Regions from separate parts of the Mus musculus genome. Here region 1 is linked to region 2. Evidence: chromatin loops called from intact Hi-C (ENCODE). Cell type or tissue: gastrocnemius. All regions are shown on one strand.

Region 1 (8,000 bases), 50 kb after region 2:
ATAGAGTGATGACATATGGTAGACCAAGTTCTCCTGTTGACATGCATGTCAGCCTCCTCCTCTGGGCCCTGCTGCCTTGTACAGTGGTAAATAAACGAACCTTCGGTGAGTGAACCCTGGGATGTCAACGGGGTATGAGGGCAGTGTGACTCTAGCCTTGGCTTCAGTTGATGGATCAGAAGGCAAGCACAAATGCAATCTCTACCTTTCTGTGTTCAGGAGCCATCTGCAGGGGCCGGGGAGGTCCTTCTGTCAATCAGCTACCTCCCAGCTGCCAATCGCCTCCTGGTGGTGCTGATTAAAGCTAAGAACCTCCACTCCAACCAATCCAAGGAGCTGCTGGGCAAGGGTAAGTGAGGGTGCAAGGAGACAGGCAGGATGTCTTGTCTGGGATACAAGCAGAAGGCAGTGGTCCCTGGTGTAAATGGAGATGGGTGAACCGGGATGTGATAGGAGTCCCATAGTGAACTCACCCTCAGTGTCTGTTGCTAGTTCTGATGGACACACTCGTGTCTTTAAGTTCTCTCACCTCTCTGCTAGTGATTTCACACCTTCCCCCTCTCTTCTCCATTCCAAGCCTTGGCCAAACGCCCCCCCTCCCATATATACCTGCTGAACTCGGCTCACAGCAGGTGATGTGTGGCTATGAAGGTAAAGGCTGAGGTTTAAGGAATCTGTGATATAGATGCCCACATAAACCTATTCATAAAAGGCTTAAGGGTGCCTTCTGATACCTGGGCACAGGTCCCTAGTTGTGAGGACGGAGCAAGATCTCCTAGAAAAGCAGAAAAGCAGCAAGGATAGGTTGGGACCTACCTACACAGGGAACGGACTGCTCACTGCAAGATATCAATAATACAGAAATCATCTTTATGTATTAAAGTTAAAAAATACAGGTTCACCTGTGCATTCCTAACAAGTCTTGGGTAAATGAAATCAGAAGGGCTGGTGTTGCTATAGTCCTGAGCCACAGGTCAGAGGCTGATGCCTGGCTTCATCCCTTCCAGTCAATTCTGTCTTGCTTTTTTTTTTTTTTTTTTTTTTTAATAGCTCCCATCAGGACCATTACAGAAGAGCACTTTGTGTCTGAAATATCTCTGTAGAAATAACAAACTAACCACCCAGGGGCGATAACGATAGCAATAAATACAAAGTAACAATTATTCTCACATTAGCTTGGGCAACCTTGACTAATGAAAACAAACGGTCCTAAACTGTGGAAGCTTGCCTGCTGACTTGTGAATTTCCTGGGGACCTGAGGCCAGGGAGCCTGCCTCCACCCTCTCTATAGTAAATCCAGGTCCTCAGGTAAAACTTAGGAAAGAGACGTATGAACAAAACTCAGCCAGCCAGGACCATCTTAACGATAAAACATAGGCTTGACTGGACAATGGAGAAGCTAAAGGTGGAGAGAGCTTTTGTCTGGTCTGATTTGATAGCAAACTAGAGGACATTTAAGCCCTTGCCCCTGACTTGGTTTGTCAAGTCACTTAGAAAGGGCTATGGTCAAAGTGGTTCCCCAGAGGCCATCTGACATGCTCAGGTCTGAGCCACCCACTGACCTCATATGTTCTGTGACAGGCTAATGTAATCTCTAACGTGAAAATCTAATAAATGCCAACTTCTGGAATCTCCTGACCACTAGTGGAGAACTCTACTCCATGAACACTTGGTTTTATGTTGTATAAAAGTATCTTTAGGCTGGGTGTGTAAGAGGCACACGAAAGCATAGGGGTGCAGGCCTGGAATCCCAGCTTCTGTGAAGGCAGGAAGAACTCAAGACCAGGGTTGCCTGGGCTGCAGAGGAAGTTTGTGACCAACTGTAGTGACTTGGTATAACCCTGTCACCAAAGAAAAAGAGAAAAGAAGACTGGAGATTTGGCTCAGGGCTAGAATGCTTGCTTAGTATATGTAAAGTCCGAGGTTCAAGGCAAAAATGAATATTAAATGAATGTTATGCTTACACTTGAGACCCAATTCCAATTTGCATAATATATGCAAATATCCCCTAGTCTGTAAAACACACCAAATCTGAAATGTTTATGGTTCCAAACCTTACAGAGATAGGTATTCATCCTGTATGGCCAGTCTTCCACATTCTAATGCAAGGGTTAGACACGCATCTTTGTCTGTTTTGCTATCTCTAGACCGGTTCCTGACGTCTGGTAGATACTTAATACTGTTGAGAGAATGCACGGTCCAGTGGAGATGTAGGAAACCCCAAGAAGAAGCAGCTCACTTGCTCCCCTACAACTTTCTTTTCTCTGTACCCCTCCCTAGATGTGTCTGTCAAGGTGACCTTGAAACACCAGGCTCAGAAGCTGAAGAAGAAACAGACAAAACGGGCCAAGCACAAGATCAACCCCGTGTGGAACGAGATGATCATGTTTGAGCTACCGGATGACTTGCTGCGGGCATCCAGTGTGGAGCTGGAGGTGCTGGGCCAGGGCGAGGAGGGGCCGAGCTGCGAGCTGGGCCACTGCAGCCTAGGCCTGCATGCCTCGGGCTCTGAGCGCAGCCACTGGGAGGAGATGCTAAAAAACCCACGCCGGCAGATCGCCATGTGGCACCAACTGCACCTGTAGTCGGCCACCTGCCACCGGCCACTGACCGTCTTTCTTGGACACAGTCATCTTCCAGGCTCAGCTGTCAGTCATCCCTCGTGCTCTGTCCACATGCCTATACCCAAAGACAGATGCAGACGTGTTGGCTGAGGCCAAGACCTCATTCCTCTCTTACTGTATTCCCAATACTAAAAAGTGAGCGGTGGCGCCAGGACAGTGAGTGGGACTGGCACTCAGAAGACTGTATCATGCTCATCTGTGTTATGGAAAAAGATATGTGCCAGGTACCCTCAGTCGGCAGCCCCTGCTCACATTGAGCTGAAGCAGTGGTTCTTAACCTGTGTATCACAACCCTCTATCTCCAAAAAATATTTACATTATGATTCATAACAGTAGCAAAATTACAGTTACAAAGTAGCAATGAGAACAATTCTGTGGTTGGAGATCACCAAAACACAAGAAACTTTCTTATAGGGTCACAGCACTAGGAAGGTTGAGAATCACTGGCTGGCCAGCAGGTCTCTGGGCCACTGGGGGGTCATGCCACACTGATGTTCCGGTGGAATACACAAGCCTCTGTCCTTAGCTAGCACAGGGGTTCTGGAGCAGAGCAGGAGGGGCTGCGCTTGATAAGATCCCTTCTCCCCTATCCAGGCAGCCTTTCCTCTTGATCTCCGGGGGCCCAGCACCAGGACAGTGTGAAGGCAGGAACTCTCTGCTTACTTTATTTCTTCTTTTTTATATTTCTGCTGTTCATATTCCACTCTCGAGCTACATTGTGTGTTTTGACTGTTTTATTTAAGGGATTGGAGTGGGTTGTGTTTGTTTTTTTTTTATCACACGTAGAGTGCCCGTTCCCTGGCAGGCCTAGGTTGCCACTCCTCTGGAGTGTCTGCGGCATTCTGAGGACAGCTGTCATGTCACCCCCCCCCACCCCCAAGCTGACTCCATGTGACAGACCTGTTCTTCTCAGTATGCCTGTACTTCAGGACGAAGTAGCTCTGAGCTTGGCTTGTTCCATCTGGCTATGTAAATGAGGAGGTAGATGAACTTTAAAGAGAAAACGTGGTCTCTTGATAACATGCCTCCCTCCAGTTTGGGGGACATGTCCTTTAACTTGGAAATAACAAAAAGCTAGGTTTGATTGCCCCTGTTGATATTTCCAATAGATGCCCCACTAGGAATCAAATAAGTAGCTAGCTGCAGGGGTAGATACTTGTGAGCCGGAATTCGAGTTGTCATTACTTCCTTGCTCCACAGCGCCTCAGTGTGGCCACCTATAGCACAGCACCAATGTCATGGGAGCTTGCCAGTCCAGCTTCAGGAGGTAAGCAAGAGGCATCTTAGCGGGCATCAATTGTTACTGGTCAGTTGGTGGCACTTCCTGGCTCCTCCGTTGGCTGTGCTTCTTCTCCAAAACCTCCTCTGTAAATTGCTCAGAGATGTTAGACTGGGAACCAAAAACTTTCAGTCACCTTTTACATCGGCTTAATCTGTTTCCAGCCATTCCTGTAAGTCACCTCCGAATCAGCTTGGGAAGGAACCTCTCTATGTCTTTGCCAGGGAGTGATTTCTGGAAAGAGGTGGAAATAAAGTGAGAGGCCATTCCAGGCTGGGCTACTGCTGGGAGGTTAGGAGTTCACCCCAGTCCTCTGTGAATCCTCTCCCCAGGACAACTAGGCATCTATTTGTTGAGTGTTTGTCCACCAAGACCGTGCATGTGTCTGTCCATTCTGATTAGAGAAGGCTCTGGGGGCGAGTGAGTAGCTTATCACCTTAACGGAAACATCAGATAAGAGGAGTCCGGGACTGCTGTTCAGGCGGGCAGCTCTCAGATGTAAAGGGGCCCCGGGGGAAGGGGCAGTGTCTGGCCTGAACTGAGGTGGGAATCTTTGGAGGAGAAAGTTGGTCCTGTGCAGTGTTTCTACCCTTGCTGTTTCCTGTTGTTAGATGCTGCGTGTTTGTGATGCCATTCCACATAAAAGCACAAAAAGTCGCATGAGACATCGTGGTCACATGTCTGGTTACACTTTGGAGCACAAAATCTTACAGTGGTAAATAAATCGTTTTCCAATCGGGTTGGCAGCCCAGTGTTTCTCTTTGTTCCTTTACATTAATATTTTAGATGTATAAAATTCAGAAAAAAAATCTCGTGTATCAAACACCCATGAACCTCTGCCAACTTCAATAAACCTTGACGACCACAGTTGAATTTTCTTCTTGTGCCCTATACTGAGAAGACCAGGATCTTACATTCTGATTTGTTATTCTGAGCCTTCCTTTATATTTTTACTAAATGATCATTTGATCCCTGAGCACTAGTGAGTATTTGTGTGTTTCCAAGTTTTACTTCAATTCTTAAATTGCATCACACATTTTTTTTCAACATTAAAAATTTAAGCTTTATGCAGACATGTGGCTCTAACTAACTTCTCTTTCACAACTGTATAATATTCCACTGTATGGATCTGCCACAGCCCATTCTATTGATGTACATTTAAAACACACACACTCTCTCTCTCTCTCTCTCTCTCTCTCTCTCTCTCTCTCTCTCTCCCTCTCTCTCTCTGCCGTTGTTTCCCATGTACATGTATCGTCTCTTGGGGGAAATGTCGAAAAGTGAGTGGAGCTGCTAGGAAAAATAGAAAGAAGCGTGTGCATGTGTGTGTCTGTGTGTGGGGAAATGTTTGTGAGTGTAGGTGTGTGGGTGTGGGTGTTTGTGGGGGAGTGTGTTTGTGTGTGTGTGTGTGTTTGTGTGTGTGTGTGTGTGTTTTGGAGCTTTGACTTCATTCCTGGTAAGGAATATCCAGTGGGTTCTTGAGACTCTTCAAGACTCCCCCCAGCACCCCATCAGTGGAGGATCGAGGAAACAGAGGACAGACAGAGGCAATGGCCTCCTGGAATTCTGCCACCCTAAGCTACCCAGGTGACCCATCTCAGATCTGGCCTCTGAAGGAGGTGTCTTGAGAGTAAGAAAAGGATATTTGATTTTTATTTGAAGGGTTCACTTTATCTTATTTCTGAGACAGGGTCTTTCTCTATATTCCTGGCTGTCCTGGAAAACTCTGTGTAGACCAGACCGGCCTTAAAAATCACAGCTATTTGCCCACTTCTCCCCGAGTGTTGTGATTAAAGAGATGTGTCATCATGGCCGATCAAATTGGAAGGTTCTTAACCAGGAAAGACATCCTGTCAGTCATATGATATTTTCACATTCAGTCCTCACTTTTATACTTCCTATTCCCATTATTACGTCTTAATGGCAACTGGGGGCATTTGTATTTCTGTAATAAGATGGGCTAAGTGGACTTTATTCTACACAGCCAAATAGTATTCACTATAATTCACAGGTAACTGAAGACAGCTCACTGGAGCCCCAAACTAATGTTTGCTATGGCTATCTATAAAAGAGAAACGGTGGGGGTTACTGAATCAAGGGCTTTCCAGTGAAGTGACCTCAACAACAAATCATGCTCACCTCAGCCTGGAGCTGAGTCAGAGCCATGACCATGTAACACTATGTGGTAACTGTCCCTGGCCACTATTAGATCCCCAAGCTAGGTAACTGCCTCTGCACCTAAGCGCTCATATCTATACAATTATTTTGGACTAAATGACCTGCAAGCCCCTTCCAGCTTTAACATTTTTGTATTTCTGCTTCTTAGGGCCATTGCTATGATGAAACAACATGACCAAAAGCAACTTAGGGAGAAAAGGGTTTATATTTGGCTTACATATCGCACACATCACAGTCCATTGAGGGAAGCCAAGGCAGGAATTCAAACAGGGCAGGAACCTGGAGGCAGGAGCTGATGAGAAGGCCATGGAGGGGTATTACTTACTGGCTTCGTCCCCATGGCTTGCTCACCCTGCTTTCTCATAGAAAGAAGGGCTAGTGTCAGGAGTGGCACCTCTCACGATGGCCTGGCCATCTCCCATCAATCACTAAGAGAGAAAATTCCCTACAGGCAGCCTTGCAGACTGATCTCATGGAGTCGTTGTTCTCAACTGAGGTTTCCTCCTCTCAGATAGATGCCTTTTAGCTGTGCCAAATTGGCATAAAACTAGCCAGCACAGCCTGGTAACAATTTGGTTCTCACAGATCTTTAGTTTACTGTCTCCTGTAGAAATTAAAGGAAACCTGCTCTCTCTGCCCAGCACTGGATAAAGCTTTGGCATCTGCTACAGTTCCTCTGAAGGCTACTGATGCTCCCCTGAGCATGGCACCTGAGGCTCTGAGAACTGAGTCTCATCTGTGTCTGACTGCTGCTGGGCACTTGTATTTTTGCACCCAAGAGTTCTTACATTTTAGAGCTAGTTGGATGCCACCATTTGGGCAATACCCTTTGGAGCACATCCATCTCCCTCCAGAGCAGACATCTGCCGGGAATATAATCAAGAGATGGAAAGGTTGGGTGCTAACTTTGTGCTGAAGAATGTTCCTCCCCACCCCCACCCCTGAATGCCCCTTGCAAGTGAGTCAGCACAAATGGTACCTGATACTGGGGAACTGTGTAACTAACTTATAATCACCAGATGTAATTGTCATCTAGGAGGCTTACTGTTGAATAAGTTCACCCTTTCTAGTTCTTTCTGAGCTCTGGTTTGCTGGTTCAACTCAGATGTTCTGGCTCAAAATGCCTCTCCAAGCTGGCTGATTCAAACTGGCTTCTCTCAGCTTCTTGCTGAATTGTTCTGCTTGGGAAACCTGCCTCTAAACTCCATGAACTGAACAGACGTGAACAAAACTCAACTGGACTGCCCTCCATTCTCAACTGCCCTGCTTTTAGGTAGCTCACTTTCCTGTCTGTCCTCATGAGAGTTGGGTGCATCCTATCCCTGACTCATTCTGTCAGATCTTTCTCTGATTCGTCACTTCGTCTGCCTCTCAATTAGATGTCATTTTCAAACATGGCTGCTTTCCTACAAACCAACCTTACCTTTATTGTTAGGGATCAAAGATGTGTACTAACGGTGTGTCTGTATTCCAGCCAGATCACACTGTGATCCAGAGCCTGTCTGCATTCCAGTCAGATCACATAGACCTAGAAGGTCTTTGGATACGATCCCTTGCCAGGACACCCATGTTGCTGGATTAAAATTCATCTACTGGAAACAGATGTTGTCATGGCAACTAGTCTAGTGGTGACCACTGTGATGAGAGTTTAGCTCCCAAGGAGTGTGGCTTTGGCTGGGCGTTGTCGTTTGTCAGAGATGTCTCCAATTTCCTGACGCTCTTTCCAGAAATTTTGAGACAGCTTGTTGGCAAATGTGGGTGGCAAAAGTCCTACTTCAGAAACTTGGATGCCATCCAGGGACAAACAAGGAAAACCTGCTTTTCCAGCCCAAAGTAATAAATCCAATTTCTCTTCAGCTCCTCTTGCTTGGTGGGTCAGGTGAGATAAACAGATGTGAGCTGAGAAAAAAAACCCCAGT
Region 2 (8,000 bases):
GGGTAAGAGAAAGAAAGAACAATGAGGCTTGCCTAGAGTCATTCCTGACTTCCTGTCAGACTTTCTCTTTATTGTGTCCCCAGAGACATATATAGGATAGGAAATGAAGAGGACTCAAGCCACCATTGGCTGTGCTCCAATCCACTGGGCTCTCTCTGGCTTGGCTCTTCCTTGCCTGACCTTTCTATCTTATCTCCTCGGGAAGACATGGAACAGCAAGGTGTGTGGGTGCCAACACTCAGGAGGCTGAGACAGGAGAATTGAGAGTTTGAGACCCACCTGGGCTTCATAGTGAGACCCTGGAAAGCAGAGAAGAGAGGGTCAGGCATGGAGCACCTGGGTCAGCACCTAGTTGGGTTTATGGAGGGACAGGGAGGATAAGACATGCTCACTCCCCTTGGGGTGCTGGTTGCTGGGACAGTTGAAGCACAAGGAGTTCCTAGACTAGTGTCTGTTAAAGTAGTTGCTAGTGTCCTACCTGTTGGGAAAAGTTGAAACAGGACTGACTACCATGGAGGCTGTGGGTGTAAGGGGCATGAGTACAGACAGGAAGTGTGGGTGACAGGGTGCAGCTTCGGCCAGGCCTGGTCAGTAGAGGAGACTTTATTCCTGCCTGTGGCTCTTATTGTCCCTTTGTTCTCATACAGGGCCCCTGGAACTCTGTTGTGGGGGTGGGGGTGGGGGTGGGATCAGGTCCCTGAGCCACAGGCTTCCAGCATGGACTCTCAACCATTTCTGGGACACAGCGCTGCTGCTGTGGTCCCTGCTCAGTGGAGAAGCTAGTTCAGGAAGCACTGGGATGGGGCCGGCCAGAGAAACCAACGAGGCAAAGGATGGGGAGAGACTTTGATGTTTGAAAACCCTCCAGGCTTTGGGAATGGAACTGGGACCCACCAGTTTATAGGCTGCTGCAAATGGGTCATTTATAGCTGGGGAAGGGGTTGCAACCAGGAAATTGGGGTTTTATGGCTCACTAAACATCAATAACAATTAAGCTCAGCTGGAAATCTCATGGCCCTCCATGGGTGCAAAGCACTAAACAAACATGGAGTAAGAAAGCCACCCAGTTCTACAGTCCCACAGAAACCAGAACTCTGCCAAGCCTTCTCCTGCAGCAGGGGAGCAGGGGACACTGGGCAGCTCTGGGCACTTTCCTTAGTTTTGTTTTCCAAAGAAACAAAGGCTTAGTGATAGTTTTTCTCAGAGAGAGGGGGGAGGAGAGGGAGGGAGAGGAAAAGGAAAGGAAGCTACCTTCTAAATAGGTCAAACAAAAGGATGGACCACCACAATGTTAACTGTGTAAGTATCACAGAAGGCTGCCGTTGGTTCCCCAAGAATAATGGCATTCACCAACTCACTTGGACAGTTCTTTAGGCAGACAGGAATCATCACCCCCTTCATAAGAGAGGGCAGGGACCTTGGCAAGGGAGAGCACACATCTGAAGGTCAGTATAGAATCTGGTGGGTTCTGTTTGTTGAGGCCACAGTAACTGCTGAGGTGGACTTGCCCTGCAACCCGGCACTAAAGAGTTTTCTAAGAAAAAGCCTGTCCTCGTCCTTGGTCATGAGATAAGCTCACCAGTTAGTAAGTAATGTGTACCACTGTAGTACTTAGGGCTCGCTCTCAAAAGACAGGGACAACAGGATAGGTGATAGATAGATAGATAGATAGATAGATAGATAGATAGATAGATAGATAGATGCACATACACACATACATACTTATAAACATTGATACATACTGGATAGGTAGGCAGGTAAGTAGGCAGGTAGATAGATGATAGGTTCATAGATATATAGATATATTTACGGATAGATACATAGATACACCATACCCCCATAGAACATATCTTAATACTTCCTTATCTTTTTATAATCACAATTGATTGGCTAGGCTGGCTGACCAGTGAGCTTCAGGATTTCACCTGTCTCTGCCCTGTGGTGCTGAGGTTGCAGACATGCACCTCTGTGCCCGATTTTTACATAAGTCCTAGGGATTTGAACTCCGGTCCTCACGTTTGTGAAGCAAATCCTTTACTCCCTAAGCCGTCTCCACTGTCTGGTTTGTTGACTGACACATCCCCAAACTGTCATAAGTCCCTGCTAAATGAGTGTGTATCGAACATGACTGTGTAGATTGGCAAGGGGATAAATGTCTGAGATGGGTCAGTATGAATTGTGCCTGTACACAAATCTGATTCCTGTCACCACATCTTAGAGGAGGGGTCCCAAGCCAGAGTGGCACAGGGTCCTCAGGGCTGGATCATAGGCTGATTCACATGGTTGGTGGCAGTCACATGATTCCGAGGAAGCCATCAGAAAGCACTCGGACAGCAGCTGCCAGCGTGGAGAACCCACACACACACACCTGCGCTCCCCCCTCCGCCCCTCCCCCAGCTGCTGAAGCAAGATTCCCAGGAGGCCATTGGATTCTACATAATTGGAACCTCTCAGGAGGACATTTTATCAGCATAACGTGGAGTCCAGAGACAAGGAACGCTGGCAAAGCTCTGAGAGCATTCCCCCTGGGAGAGGCTAGCTGGTTGCTGCAGTAAACCCTCCCCCAACCCCGTATACCCCATGTCCCCATCTGTAAAATGCCTCCCTACCCCCGCCCCTGTAAAATGAGGGCACAAACTACCATCAGGAGCCTCATACATACTTCAGAGAACCGAGCCATTGGTGCTTCGGAGAGGTGGGTGGGAGGTGACGAGGCTAGCCCAAGCGACTCTGCCCTCACTCTCCTCCACCAAAGCAGCCTGTCCTTTGTTTTCTACTCCACCCATCACTGTGACTAGACTCCCTCCTGCACCCAGAAAGCACCTGATTCACATTCTACAATGCTGTTTTAAAGGACAGAAATCATTCCAAGGCCAGTGCGCATCACGTGACGCGCATTAGGCTGAACCTCCGTGTCCACTGCATAGCCGCCTCACCATTTTCAGACACTGAGCTTAGCCTTTAGGACGGTTAAGGCTTCCCAGCTGCTTTCCCTGTGGGACTCAGGTTCACTGGGGCCACTTCCTTCTAGACAAAAGCACGACGCTGATCTCAGCCTGCCTGACCGCTGAACAGACACAAACCAGGGAGATCCGTGGCCCCCTCCACAAGTGGGAAGCAGTAGGGAAACCTACAAAAGTCTGTTCAGAGTCCGTCAGGGAATCAGTTATCCTGGACAGGGATGGCACAGGGGCTGTCAGTGACAGTTGGTGTCATTTTAGAAGGATGTAGTATGCCTGGCTCTGTTCGGGGCTGAGAACACACCAATGAACAGCACAGACCCGTTTTTCCCTGTCTTCCTAAGGCCTTATTTCCAGAGAATACTCAGCAAGATAAACAAGACAGATAAGCAGTGCGCTGTGGAAGATTAAATAGTGTAAGCTCAAACGCTTGAAAAAAAATACAGGAAAGAGGACCAGGAGGTGATGGGGCAAGAGATGGGGAGGATGAAGCAGAGAGATGGTGATTTCAGATGTATCAGGTCCTTGAAGACTGCTTAGAGGACACTAGGCTTGCAGCAGATGCAGAGAGGGAACAATTCCTATGATGGCCTCTAGGGGGAAGCATTTCCTCATTCAAGAAACAACTTCTGTCTAAAACTATTTCTAAAATAGGGGCGTCTTTGACACAGAACCTGAAGAACCCCTGGGGAGAGAATACTGATCTCTGATCTGGCAAACATGGGTTCCCACACTATAGGATCCAGCTGTGACATGCTTAGGACCTATGCACTGTGTGCATCGCACTTCAAAAATCAGTCACAATGACACCCACGCCCTAAGCTTTTATTTTAATCTGAATCACCGTTGCATTGTTTTGCCCCCACCCCCTCTAGCAAGAGCTGCCATTCTCCTCAGATTTCTCAGATTTTACGTAATGGGATTAGTACCGACAGAAAGCTCCGACAGGTAGGAAGAAGCACTTAATGACTGTCAGCCTCACCTCCGGAGCACACCCACGGAGCCTCCTTTGTGGTTCCTGGTCTGTCCCCTGTTCTACAGTAAAGGGAGAACAAGCAGATTTGCCTGGAGTCTGAGGGCAGAGTCCTAGAATGCTGGAATTTTCACCAGCCTGTTGTTTTTGTTACTATTATTTGTGCACACGAGTACAGTTGCCCAAAGAGGTATACCTGAGCTGGGTCTATGCTCCCCTCCCACATATATAGCAGATATACAGCTATCTGTGGTGGGGGAGCCTAGGTCCAGCTCAGGTATTGGATCTTCTCAGATCTGGAGTTACAGGCAATTGTAAACTACTTGATATGGGTACTGGGAAACAGAACTCAGATCCTCCGGAAGAGCAGTAAGGGCTCTTACCTGTTGGAGTATCTCTCCGACTTTTATGAATAACTCACCCTAATTCATTAGCAACTCTAAAGGCACCAATGACCCAGTGGATCTGGGCAAAGCACCCATCTTGGGTTCCATCAAACAAATGCTCCAGACTTCTCGTTTGTTGGTTGACTTCTCAATTAATTAAAACATGTGGGGTTATGTTGTGTTGGGTTTTTTTTTTTTCATTAACTATTTTATTGATTCTCTTTACATCCTAATCACGGTCCCCCTCCTCCCAGTCCCTCCTCACTCAGTCCCCCTTCCCCTTCTCCTCTGAGAAGGGGAGGACCCCTTGGGTATCACCCCACCCTGGCACATCAAGTCACTGCAGGACTAGGCTCATCCTCTCACTGAGGCCAGACAAGGCAGCCAGTTATGGGAACCCGATCCACAGACCCTGTTGTCTAACAGATTTAGGGACAGTCCCTGCTCTAGAAGACCAAGTTGTATATCTGCTATATATGGAGGGGAGGGCTAGGTCCAGCTCAGGTATGCTTTTTGGTTGATAGTTCAGTCTCTGGGAGCCCCCAAATGTCCAGGTTAATTGACTCTGTTGATCTTTCCATGGAGTTCCTGTCCCCTCTGGGTCCCTCCATCCTTTCCCCAACTCTTCCACGAGACTCCCAGAGCTCCTTCTGATGTTTGGCTGTAGGTCTTTGCATTTGTTTCAGTCGGCTGCTGGGTGGAACCTCTCTGAGGACAGTTATTCTAGACTCCTGTCTGCAAGCATTACAGAGTATCATTAACAGTGAGTGTCAGGGGTTGCTTCTTGCCCATAGGATGGGTCTCAAGTTAGGCCAGTCATCAGCTGGCCAGTCCCTCAGTCTCTGCTCCATCTTTGTCCCTGCATGTCTTGTAAGCAGGATTTTGGGTCCAAGGTTTTGTGGGTAGTTTGGTGTCCTCATCCTTTGGGGTCCTGCCTGACTACAGGAGGTGGCTACTTCAGGTTCCATATCCACCACTGCTAGGAGTCTCAGCTAGAGTCACCCCCACAGACTCCCGGCAGTCTCCCCCATCCCAGGTCTCTGGGTCCTAGAGATAATCTCCTCCCTGCTCAGTTCCCACCTCCATCTGCCTCCAATGACTGTTTCATTTCCCTTCTGGGTGAAATCCAGGCATCCTTGCTTTGGCCTGCCTTGTTATTTCAGTATCCTGTACTTAAAAGCTAGTATCCACTTATCAGTGAGTGCAAACCATGCATGTCCTTGGATGATATTTGCTAGTTACATCTATTTGTCTGAAAATTTCATGCTGTCCTAGTTTTTTAATAGCTGAGTATTTCATTGTGTAAATGTACCACATTGTCTGTATCTGTTCTTCAGTTAAAGGACATCTGGGTTGTTAACAGTTTTTGGCTATTACAAAGGAAGCCGCTATGAACATAGTGGAGCATGTATCCCTGTGGTATGGTGGGGCATCTTTTGGGTATATGCCCATGAGTGGTATACCTAGGTATTCAGGTAGAAATATTTCCAATTTTCTGAGAAACTGCCAGATTGACTTCCATAGGGGTTGTACAAGTAAAACATGTGTTTTGATAATGATATCAACAGATATTAAAAGGTCTGGATATGAAATCAGCTATCCCTAGGTAGGTGAGAGACAGGGGTAAGGGGAGAAAGGTGATGTCAATTAGAGTGTGGGCTGTGGGCTATGAGCATCATCGAACAGACTGAGGCATCGGGTGGGGCCATAGCCATGTGGAGCTAGGACTAAGCTAGAAAGCCGGACCAGTGGAGGCCAGTTCTGGGAAGCGATGCTGTTCACTTCCACAATGCTGGGATCCAAAAGATCTTGTGCATTTGTTTGTAAGGCTTCCCCTGGTCAGTAAGAAAAATAATCAAAGGCATTAATCATGCAACTTAAAGACTCTGCTCTGGGTTACTTAACAATACAGAGTATTCGGAGCTGGAGAGATGGCTCAGTGGTTATAGCACCGGCTACTCTTGCAGAGGACCCAGGTTTGGTGTCCTGCATCCCCATAGTTTCTCACAGCTGCCTTATTCCAGGGGTTCTGATGCCCTCTTCTGACCTCTACAGGGACCAGGCACACAAGTGGCAAACAGACATACAGAAAGTAAAATAAAAGATACACAATTTTTAAAAAGGGAGGGGGTGTGTTGCCTGTCTTAACATGAACCCAAGAATGATAGGATATCAATCATCTCTTTGTTTATGTCAGTTAGCTCTTGGTATGTAACATATACTCCCAAACTGAACAGCTTATTACTTAATGGAACTCTGAGTTCTGCGGGTGGCACTTGGCTGGGCTCAGTGGGGAGGTTCCTCTAGCCTCTGCTTGGCTCAGTCATGTGTTGATGTGTGTGACCAGTCACCCACCCAGGCAGCTTTGCTTCAGGGGTGGGCCTGCTGCAGTTGGGGTCATAGGAATAAGCAGCTCGCTTGAACTGTCATTGTCCTTTGAGATCTACTGGGCTTCTTCACTGGGGTAGGATTCAGTGATGGACTGTGGAAGCTCCCAGGGTGCCTTGGGAACTACATTTAAGTTAATAAGAGATGTTAAAGATGAAAAGGAAATTAATTTGAAATTTCTAGAGGCTGTGCCAGAGCTAAATCCTGAGAAATGTAATTTTCAATTCCTTCCTCTCACTTTGCCTTCCCTGACCATACCTCTTCCTCTTTGTCTTTAGCAGAAGATGCTAGCTAGCAGTCTATTCCAGGACAAGCTTTGCAGCTGTGAAACACCTCCTGCCCCCACACCCTGCTGTGCGGGTATGGAATAGGGATGGTTACTTGTAGTGACAGTTTTAGGAGTTTGATTTCTTAAAACACACACACAGAGAGAGAGAAATGTTATAAGAATATGTTTTCATTCTAATCCCAGGTGTGGAATATGGGGCTGCTTCAGACTGTCCACAGCAGGTGAGTGTGATTTGCCTCATGCTCTAGCAGGGGTGTGATTTTGCCAGAAGCAGGTAGTTTCTGTGATTGTGTGACATGGAGATTTCTGGGAACTTTTCAGAGGGTATATGAATGGCAGGGCTCCTAGAGGTGGGGTGGGGTGTTGCTTGTGGCTTGTTTGCTGTTGGTTGTGGTTTGTTAAATAGTCACACACAGAGAAGAAACAAGAAGAAATTAGATATCCTGAATGTGAAGATCAAACTTGCCCCAAGGAACTCAACTCCTCTAAGCCACAGGAAGTGGTTTAAGGATAATGTCGCCCCCTGTCCTCTCTATCTTTTCTTCTCTCCTGTCTAGGGTTAGGGGGTTGAAAGGGTGGGAGAAAGGAGTGGAGAAAGAAAGAAGAGTCCACAAAGTAGCCTGAGACAGCTTCAGTTACTCCCCAGGGTCGGCTTGACAAACCTCCCTGTGAGACATTCAGCCTTTGTTTCATCTCAAAGCACTGAAACCTTCCATCTTCCCAAGACACTCCGATTTACTGATGTCACGTCATGTGTGTTAATGATCACTGTTTGCATGATCATTTTTATGGGTCACTTTTGTGTCTAAGACATTGTGAGACAAGATTCTACCTTTAAAATAAACTGATGACTGAGCAACAAAATCTGTGGACACTGCAGCTTACGTTTTTAATTTATTGTGCACTAGCATTACTGTTCTTGGCATGTGTAATTTAAGATTGTGTGTGTGTGTGTGTGCGCGCGCGCATTCATAAGTATACATGCATGCATGAACGTGTATGCA

The links. Peaks named below come from ENCODE experiments on the same cell type or tissue, not always from the same donor. Only the 100,000 strongest peaks of a DNase experiment are listed, where the experiment ranks them.
Region 1: it touches region 2 in a loop (6-fold over the local background); 28 of 42 quality-filtered maps call a loop at or near these places.

The regions. Positions count from the first base shown.
Region 1 is chr2:92,951,083-92,959,082 of GRCm38, forward strand. It overlaps Syt13 (synaptotagmin XIII), which reads left to right. Exons shown (of 6, transcript NM_030725.4): 5 at 220-349; 6 at 2,281-4,969. The coding sequence ends at 2,585. Among named protein-coding and RNA genes, the nearest start is that of Gm13791, 35 kb to the left of the region's middle. In gastrocnemius, a CTCF peak has its summit at 3,847; DNase peaks (open chromatin) are centred at 2,559, 3,137 and 3,836.
Region 2 is chr2:92,900,966-92,908,965 of GRCm38, forward strand. The region is part of intron 2 of Gm13791 (a long non-coding RNA gene); the gene reads right to left. Among named protein-coding and RNA genes, the nearest start is that of Syt13, 10 kb to the right of the region's middle. In gastrocnemius, no CTCF peak of the experiment used is centred here; a DNase peak (open chromatin) is centred at 3,559.